Linked DNA regions of Homo sapiens: regions 1 and 3 are each linked to region 2. Evidence: chromatin loops called from intact Hi-C (ENCODE). Cell type or tissue: GM12878. All regions are shown on one strand.

Region 1 (2,500 bases), 50 kb before region 2:
AAATATTCAGGGCCCAAAGTGAAATGTGGCAGAGCTCATGTGGAAATGGGGTTGGAGAGGGGAGTATCAGAAAGCATTTTAAAAGGCCAAGTTCAATCTTAGTGACAGATTAAAAAAATAATAATAAATAATAAGGACAGCCAGGCACAGTGGCTCATGCCTATAATCCCAGCACTTTAGGAGGCTGAGGTTGGAGAATTGCTTGAGCCCAGGAGTTCCATACCAGCCTGGGCAATATAGTGAGACCCAGTCTGTACAAAAAATTTAAAAATTAGCCAGCTGTGGTGGCATATGCCTGTAGTCCCAGCTACTTGGGAGGCGGAGGATCACTTGAACCCATGAGATCAAGGCTGCGGTTAGCCATGATCACGCCATTGCATTCTATCCAGGGTGACATAGTGTGACCCTGTCTAGAAGGTGGGGGAAAAAAAGCAAGGGCTTTCTTTGTAACCCCCATTCCTGTGGTGATGGGGTTTTCCAAATAATGAAAGAAATCCTCAACACTAAATAGCAATAACAACCACAACAATAATATTAGCTAATATCCACCAGGCTTTCTGTGTGGCCAGCTGTGGTCTAGGCTCTGTATGTTGACTCATTTCATCATCACAATAATGTAGAGGTAGGTACTTTCATTATCATCATTTACTATAGGCAAGGAAGTTATGTCATGGAGAGATTATGTAACTTGCCAAGAAAATACGACTAGGAGGTGGGAAACCCAGGTATGAGCCAGGGAAGCTTCCCCAGATCCCCTTACTGCTTTTTGTAATCTAACAGAAGACCCAACCACCACCACCACCTCAGGCTTTGGGCATTTTAGAGGATGTCATTTAGATGCCACAATATTAAAATTTCATCGATTTCTTATCTAGCGATTGACTAGAATAGTTTCAGAATTAGGATCATTCCAGAAAATCCAGAACTTGTGGTTGTTAATATCTAGAGCATCCACCCTGGAGCCTTACACGAATAGTAGCAGATGCCTCAGATATGTTTTAGGTGGTGAGTTGGTGTAAGGACTCGAGACAGAGATGACTGTGAGTCAGGTCTGAGAGCCTGGGAGGGGAGCGGCTCATGGCTCAGCCTACATGTGTGAAAACCACAGCGTGTGGCCATGTGAGTTACCAGCGTCACCTGGGGCCAGCCTGGGCCTCGTAGGTTTATAATTTGGTCATGGATGCTCCCTAATCACACTATACGGATTACAAATGAAAACTCCATGAGATCAGGACTCGCCGGTCTTCACTGATGTTTGTAACCAGTGCCCAGAGCAATGCCTGGCACCTGGCATTTGCTGAAGGGGACAAGGAAAGAGGCATGCTGTTGGCAGGTGGTAAGGGATCCAGGACACTCAGCAGAGTGATTACGGAGCATAAGAACCAGCCGTGTGGTTGTTTATCCCTTTCGTGCGGTGTCACCGGCCACTGGGAATCTCCTGGTTAAACCTCGTCTCTCAGGCAGGAACAGAGCCTGGTTTCTGCCTATGCTGGGACCCTGCTACCCCAGCTTGTATCTCAGAAGACAAGCAGCAAGCCTGACCAGCGACCCGCACAGCCAGCATCTGGGTCTATGCTGTGTGTATTGTAAAAAGTTAACATACGGGCCAGGCACGATGACTCACACCTGTAATCCCAGGACTTTGGGAGGCTGAGGCAGGTGGATCACGAAGTCAGGAGTTCGAGAACCAGCCTAACCAACATGTGAAACCCCGTCTCTACTAAATATACAAAAATTAGCCAGGCGCGGTGGCGTGTGCCTGTAATCTCAGCTACTCAGGAGGCTGGGGCAGGAGAATCGCTTGAACCCAGGAGGCGTAGGTTGCAGTGAGCCGAGATTGTGTCATTGCACTCCAGCCTGGGCAACAGAGCTAGACTCCATCTCAAAAAAAAAAAAAAGTTATGAATCACTGTGGGCTTGGAGCATCTCCCCCTTTCTCCTGCTAGCACAAAAAGGTAGCGTTAGGTTATAGGGAATAGCAATTAATTCATTGTTTTTGATGTTGCAGTTAGGGAAAAAGTACTCGACCATTTTTCAAATGCCTAGGTGGTGTTGTTTAACTCTGGTGAAAGCAGTGCTTAGAGTCCTGTGTTCTCTTTTGATACTGGAGCCAGCGGTAGTTTGGTACATACTACCAACTGTCCCCCAACACTAACCACTGAATGTCTACTTATCCCAGCTGGGAAGGCCAGGAGCTTTTCAGGTTAGTCGGGATACACATAAAGTCACTGTGGATGGACTTGATAGATAGAAACTCAAGTCAGGAGGATGGAGAAAATGGGATGGGTCTGGGAAGTATTTTCAAGTGGAGTGACAGGGATTGATGACTTACTATGTCTGGAAAGTGAGGGAGGGAGAAAGATGATTTTTGTATCTCTACATGACAGAGGCAGATAACCAGGATTTGTGGCCTTACCTTCTCTGGCGGAACTTCAGATATAACAGATCTCTGCCTAGAGGAGAGGAAGGAGTTAGAACCAGCAAGCTCAACTGTTGTTAC
Region 2 (2,500 bases):
ATATCTATTGGCTGCACTGATCAGCTTGAGCCTAGCTCTTACCACACCTTTTGTATTTTGTGTGTGTATTGATTATGATGCCAATCTGCACATCCATGAGCAATGTCACCCATTTTTAAATATAACTTGGAGAATAGCTAAGTAGTATGTTTAACAAGGGCTTGAGAATGTTTAGTACGCTCTATAGGGTAAGGAAGAATTGCTACTGAGAAGGCATATGGGATCAGTGGCATGTCAATGTAGAACACAGTAATGTAGAATGGACTGGCATCATGAGAGGGAAGCCTCTCTCACATTAAATATAAAAATATCTTAGGAAACATTTTCCAAAAACCAATGCTGTTAGAACTTGCAGTGGAACTGGGCTGACTTATTTTCTTCCTTCAGAGGTCTTTAATTAATAAAAAGAGAACTGAGAGTAAAGGAAAAGGCACAGTCCATCCAGTGCCTCCTAAGGACCCTTCTCATCATCGTCCTCCAGAGGAGGTACCTATGGCGTGTGCTGCCCAGCTGTTGGTGGTTGGGAGTGTGAATCAGACTGAGACTCTGTCTAGGGGTGCTGGTTTGAGTTTTTTAAGTCAATTGCCTCATCTACGTAAAGCATGCAGTTAGAACAGGCTTTTCTTACACCCCAGACTGAAGCATTTTTTAGTCGAGAAGTCAATTTAAGGGAGGCAATATATTCTTTTGCAGCCTGTGCCATAAGAATAAAAGTCCAGGCTGCCACTTATTACAGTTTAACTGAATGATGGATTCTAGCCTGTTTTAATTAAATTACATATTCAATTATTTTTGTTTGAAATTAAAAGCTTGATTATATTACCGAATGCTATGTAATTTTACACGCGTTGTTCGCTTATTTAACAGTGAGGCGTGGGATATGATTAACAATGTGGCTGCCAGTAGAAAGAAGCAAAATAATTATTTGTTCAATATACAAGTCCTCATCATGATTCAGAAATCAATATGCATCCACGGAGGATTTGCTCGCACTGTGGATTATGGAACTCAGTGTGGCCTTCCCTCATTTCCCTATGAATGTAAAACCTGGAGACTTTGGTTCACCAGGCAGGTTTTTATTTCCCTCTCTCTCTTTTTTTTTTTAAAGACTGATGTTTAACTACAGCCGTTGGGACTTAAATCAGAGCATCCAGTGCCCGAATATGAATATTAATCAGATGCCAGGCCATGGAGTTCCTCGCCGAGTTTGACAGTTTAAAGGATCAGTTAGTTAATTAGAAGATGACATGGCACGCTGGGTCCCAAGGCTCTGTCCTGCCTTCTGTCTCCTCTTTTCATTTCCCTTTTTGACAAGTTGGATTACATCATTACTTGTAGTTTCACTTGTTAGCCCCACCATGAAATGAGAATATTTTATGCTTTAATTATCTGTGATTTCTTCCCCCTTTCTCTGCAAAGACCAGGCTTAAAATGAAACTCAAAGAAACATAAGAATCAGAGGTTCAAAGTCCCATGAAAATCAGTCTTGTGACTCCAACCATGCCACACACCACATTGCAGTGAGAAATAGAAGGTTTGTGGTAGCATGAGAAACTGGGTTGTGGTAGTCATGGTGACTGGTTTTAAATATAAAAGGTGCCTGTCCTGACTTTCGTGCCACAAGTACAGATGTATCACACCAGGTGTTTCCATGGCTTCTCTGGCTTGAGGTGTTACATACTGTGAATATCCTCAGGGGTAGCCACAAATTATTCTGGCCTATGTTTCTTGCCCACCCTAGTAGCTAAATGCACCCCAATGTCTGAACAATTCTGTTCTAAATGTTTTTTTCTTGCCATGATATTGCTCACTTGTGAAGCTTCTATTAAATAAAGTTTACATGTGGTCTGTATAGCAGCTTAGTCCCCAGGAAAAAAAAACAAGATTGAGATTAGTGTTTAGCTCTTCAAATGAAGGTTTTTCTGATGCCCTAAGTAGAATTAACTCTTCACTCCTTTCTCCCCATCTACTCTGCAGACAGCTGCTGTGGCACATCTAAAGTTTAATTACACCAGACGCTGAGCTATACAAGGGATGGAACTAGGGTTCAGCATCATCCCTAGCAAACATTAAAAGTGAAAATGTAAAAAAGAAAGGAAGAAAACTAAAATCTACTGAGCATTTACCATTAATGCTGCAAGCCAGCCACTTCACTGAGTAACTCTGTATGAGTAATTTCTCATTAGTCTTCACAACAATCGTAGGTGGTTAGAAGAAAAAATGAAGACTTGGGAAGAATCTTGCCAGGTCACAATGGCATGTGCTAAAGAAGCTGAGCTGGGATTTGAAATTAGGCAGTCTGATCCCAGATTCCCCTCCTGTGCTGAATCTCACATGGTAGGTGCTTATTTACGGGTGATGAAAGAGAAGGATGTTTTTGGTTGTCAGAGGGCATTTCTAATAGGTTGAACTCCCACTGGCAGTATATGGAGACAGAAGAGAGGTGGGAAGAAGAAAATGTGTGTGCTAGATATGATCCTTACTACTGGAAAAGCTATGA
Region 3 (2,500 bases), 71 kb after region 2:
CATAGTTATCACTAATTTAACCTGTTTAACTGTTTAATGTGAATGCTAGATTTTTAATTACATATGTGGCTTGCATTATACTTCCATTGGGCAGCACAGATACAGAAAATATCGGGCAAGTACATGCTAAACCCTTGCCCTCATCATCTCACTAAATCCTTGGAGCAGTTCTATGAAGCACATGCTTTATCAGTAGTTTAGACTCAGATTAAGAACTTTGCCCAGAGAAGCATAAAGGTGTGATTTGAATTGGCATCTGCCTAATACCAAACCCTTTACCTGTGCTTCCATCTCCTCCTAAGAAGCAATTCAAAGTATGTTCAGTTTAGGTTAATATTTGTAACATATTCATAATCACAAAGAAATTACTTCAAAGTAGCAAGCATTTCACTCAGTTCCCTTTGAGTTCTAAATTGCAGAATATTCTAACTCTCGGCAAGAACACATGACAATGCATAGATATCTAGTAATGTGGGGGCACAAGCTAAGTTTTTCATCTTTTAAATGGAAACAGGAGATCCCAAATAGCAAAAATCACAAATATGATAAGGTGGGATTATACATCGCCTAAGGAATACTAGTTGGAGAACTAATTAAGACTATAAGCTGAAATATGAAAATTAACCAAGTAATTATCTACTTGTAGCCTTCAGAAGTAGGTTACAGATTACTTGTTAGCAACATTGCCCAAAACCAAGGAAGCAAACACAATTCTGCCACAAGCAATTGAGACTCCCACTTTTATTTCTGTTTCTCGCTTTTAAGTATTTTAGGATTTCTGTGGAGCATCAACTAATTAAAAAGAAAATCACTAAAACTGAGATAAGATGCAAGAATTCTCCTGGCAAATGCTGTAGTCTTCAATTTTGATTAAATGTGAATTCCCTAAAGCAGTTATAAAACAAAGTGTTGTTCTTTTGAGTTTCATTCAGATGGGGTTTTTCTGCTTAAATGGTTCATTTTCTTTAGCTTTCAGCTGCAACTAATCCTGAAAGGGCACAGTCCACAGGGACATGTGGTTTGCCTATAATGTGGTTTTGCCTTTCAATGGCAGAATGCTGACCTCCGTGCACTCAGCATCTCTTTAAAATGAAAAATGGGGAATTAATGATCCCTCCTTCATTGGGGCTATTGCAAATTTAAACTTGCTCACCAATTAGTAAGTCTCGCTAAAATCCTCAAAAGCCAAAAGAAACTCCCTAAACCTCATCAGAGTCTCTCAAAAATATACTAGGAAGTAATTAAATTGTGTTTTTAGTTCTCTTTGGAGAACTACATGTCTCCCAGACATTGTGGGCTTGACTTAGCAGTTTCAGCTCTGTGGAATTATGACAACCTTATGCATCGAGGAGCCATGTCAGAAACCAGCACGGATTCCTTCATCCACTAGTTACTATGTGCATACTCAATCTAGGGCCATGGGGAGGTCTCTGGAGTGTACAGTCCGGTGAGAAAGAAAACAGTAATGCAATCATCACACAAATACTTATAAAGCATCAACAAGATCGGAATAAGGGTCAGATAGGAGAGCCAGTGCCACAGATTTCACAGAGAGTCTCCCTTAAAAAGTTATGTTTGATCTGAGAGCCAATAGATGAATGTGAGTTAACTAGAAAGGTAGTTAAATAGAGGAAATAGCATGTACAAAGATCCTGAAGTGAGAGAGATGTGGCCTACATGAAACAAACAGACAGACAGTCCGGCGTGACTTGAGCTCAAAAACAATGGACAAAGAGAATAGAATTCAGTGTGAAAAGACAGGGAGCTAGGAAGGAATGACACTGTCTACTAGACCATAGATAACCTATTCGTTATGGCCAACCTTTATTGAGCATCTAATATGTGCCAGAAACTGTGCTAAGTCTTTTACATGTGCTAACTCCCTTAACCATAAGTAGCCTACCTGATGGGTGGGATTGTTCTTATTTTGTGGATAAGGAAATAAAGAAGGCTTAGAAAAGCAACCAGCTGGTACATGGCTAAGGGGAAAAGTGAAACCATCTCTCTCTGACCGCACTGAATCGCTGGGCTGGAAGTAGCACCTCCATGACAGGCACTGTGGAAAAGGCTCATGTATTTCAGCAGATACCTAACATCTGGAGACCTTTGGTGACTATTTTGTGCCCTGCCTTTTTCTACTCAGGACTAAATCTGTTTATAACCCTGTTACTTCCCAATTTTATGCCACAGCAGATGAAAACTTAACATGCTTTCTCAATCCACTTCTGCAAAGTCAACCACCTTGACCACTAGATAGAACATATTTCCCAATCCAGTGCTCCATTTTCCATCATCCACCAGGAAACACACAGGAGCTTAGGAAGAGAGCTTCCTTTCCCTTGCTTACCAGCTACAGTCTTTACCACCAGTTCTCACCACCACCCCAGAGAAGTACCTGATCTGATGAGATGGTCCCATTGAATGCATAATGAAGAAGGCAATTTAAGTGGTTTGAGGACCACAGCTTCTCTGCTTACCCACCCCCGTGAAATACCTGTCC

The links. Hi-C counts contacts between places; a loop is a spot of excess contacts. Peaks named below come from ENCODE experiments on the same cell type or tissue, not always from the same donor. Only the 100,000 strongest peaks of a DNase experiment are listed, where the experiment ranks them.
Region 1: it touches region 2 in a loop (5-fold over the local background); 51 of 110 quality-filtered maps call a loop at or near these places.
Region 3: it touches region 2 in a loop (4-fold over the local background); 2 of 110 quality-filtered maps call a loop at or near these places.

What each region holds. Positions count from the first base shown.
Region 1 is chr3:73,497,987-73,500,486 of GRCh38, reverse strand. All of the region lies in intron 3 of PDZRN3 (PDZ domain containing ring finger 3), which reads left to right. Among named protein-coding and RNA genes, the nearest start is that of PDZRN3-AS1, 120 kb to the left of the region's middle. RefSeq lists an enhancer at 913-992. In GM12878, no CTCF peak of the experiment used is centred here; no DNase peak of the experiment used is centred here.
Region 2 is chr3:73,447,971-73,450,470 of GRCh38, reverse strand. All of the region lies in intron 3 of PDZRN3 (PDZ domain containing ring finger 3), which reads left to right. Among named protein-coding and RNA genes, the nearest start is that of PDZRN3-AS1, 170 kb to the left of the region's middle. RefSeq lists an enhancer at 1,404-1,473. In GM12878, no CTCF peak of the experiment used is centred here; DNase peaks (open chromatin) are centred at 490 and 1,440; H3K4me3 peaks cover 459 bases; H3K27ac peaks cover 1,924 bases.
Region 3 is chr3:73,376,935-73,379,434 of GRCh38, reverse strand. No RefSeq gene overlaps it. Among named protein-coding and RNA genes, the nearest start is that of PDZRN3-AS1, 250 kb to the left of the region's middle. In GM12878, no CTCF peak of the experiment used is centred here; a DNase peak (open chromatin) is centred at 1,024.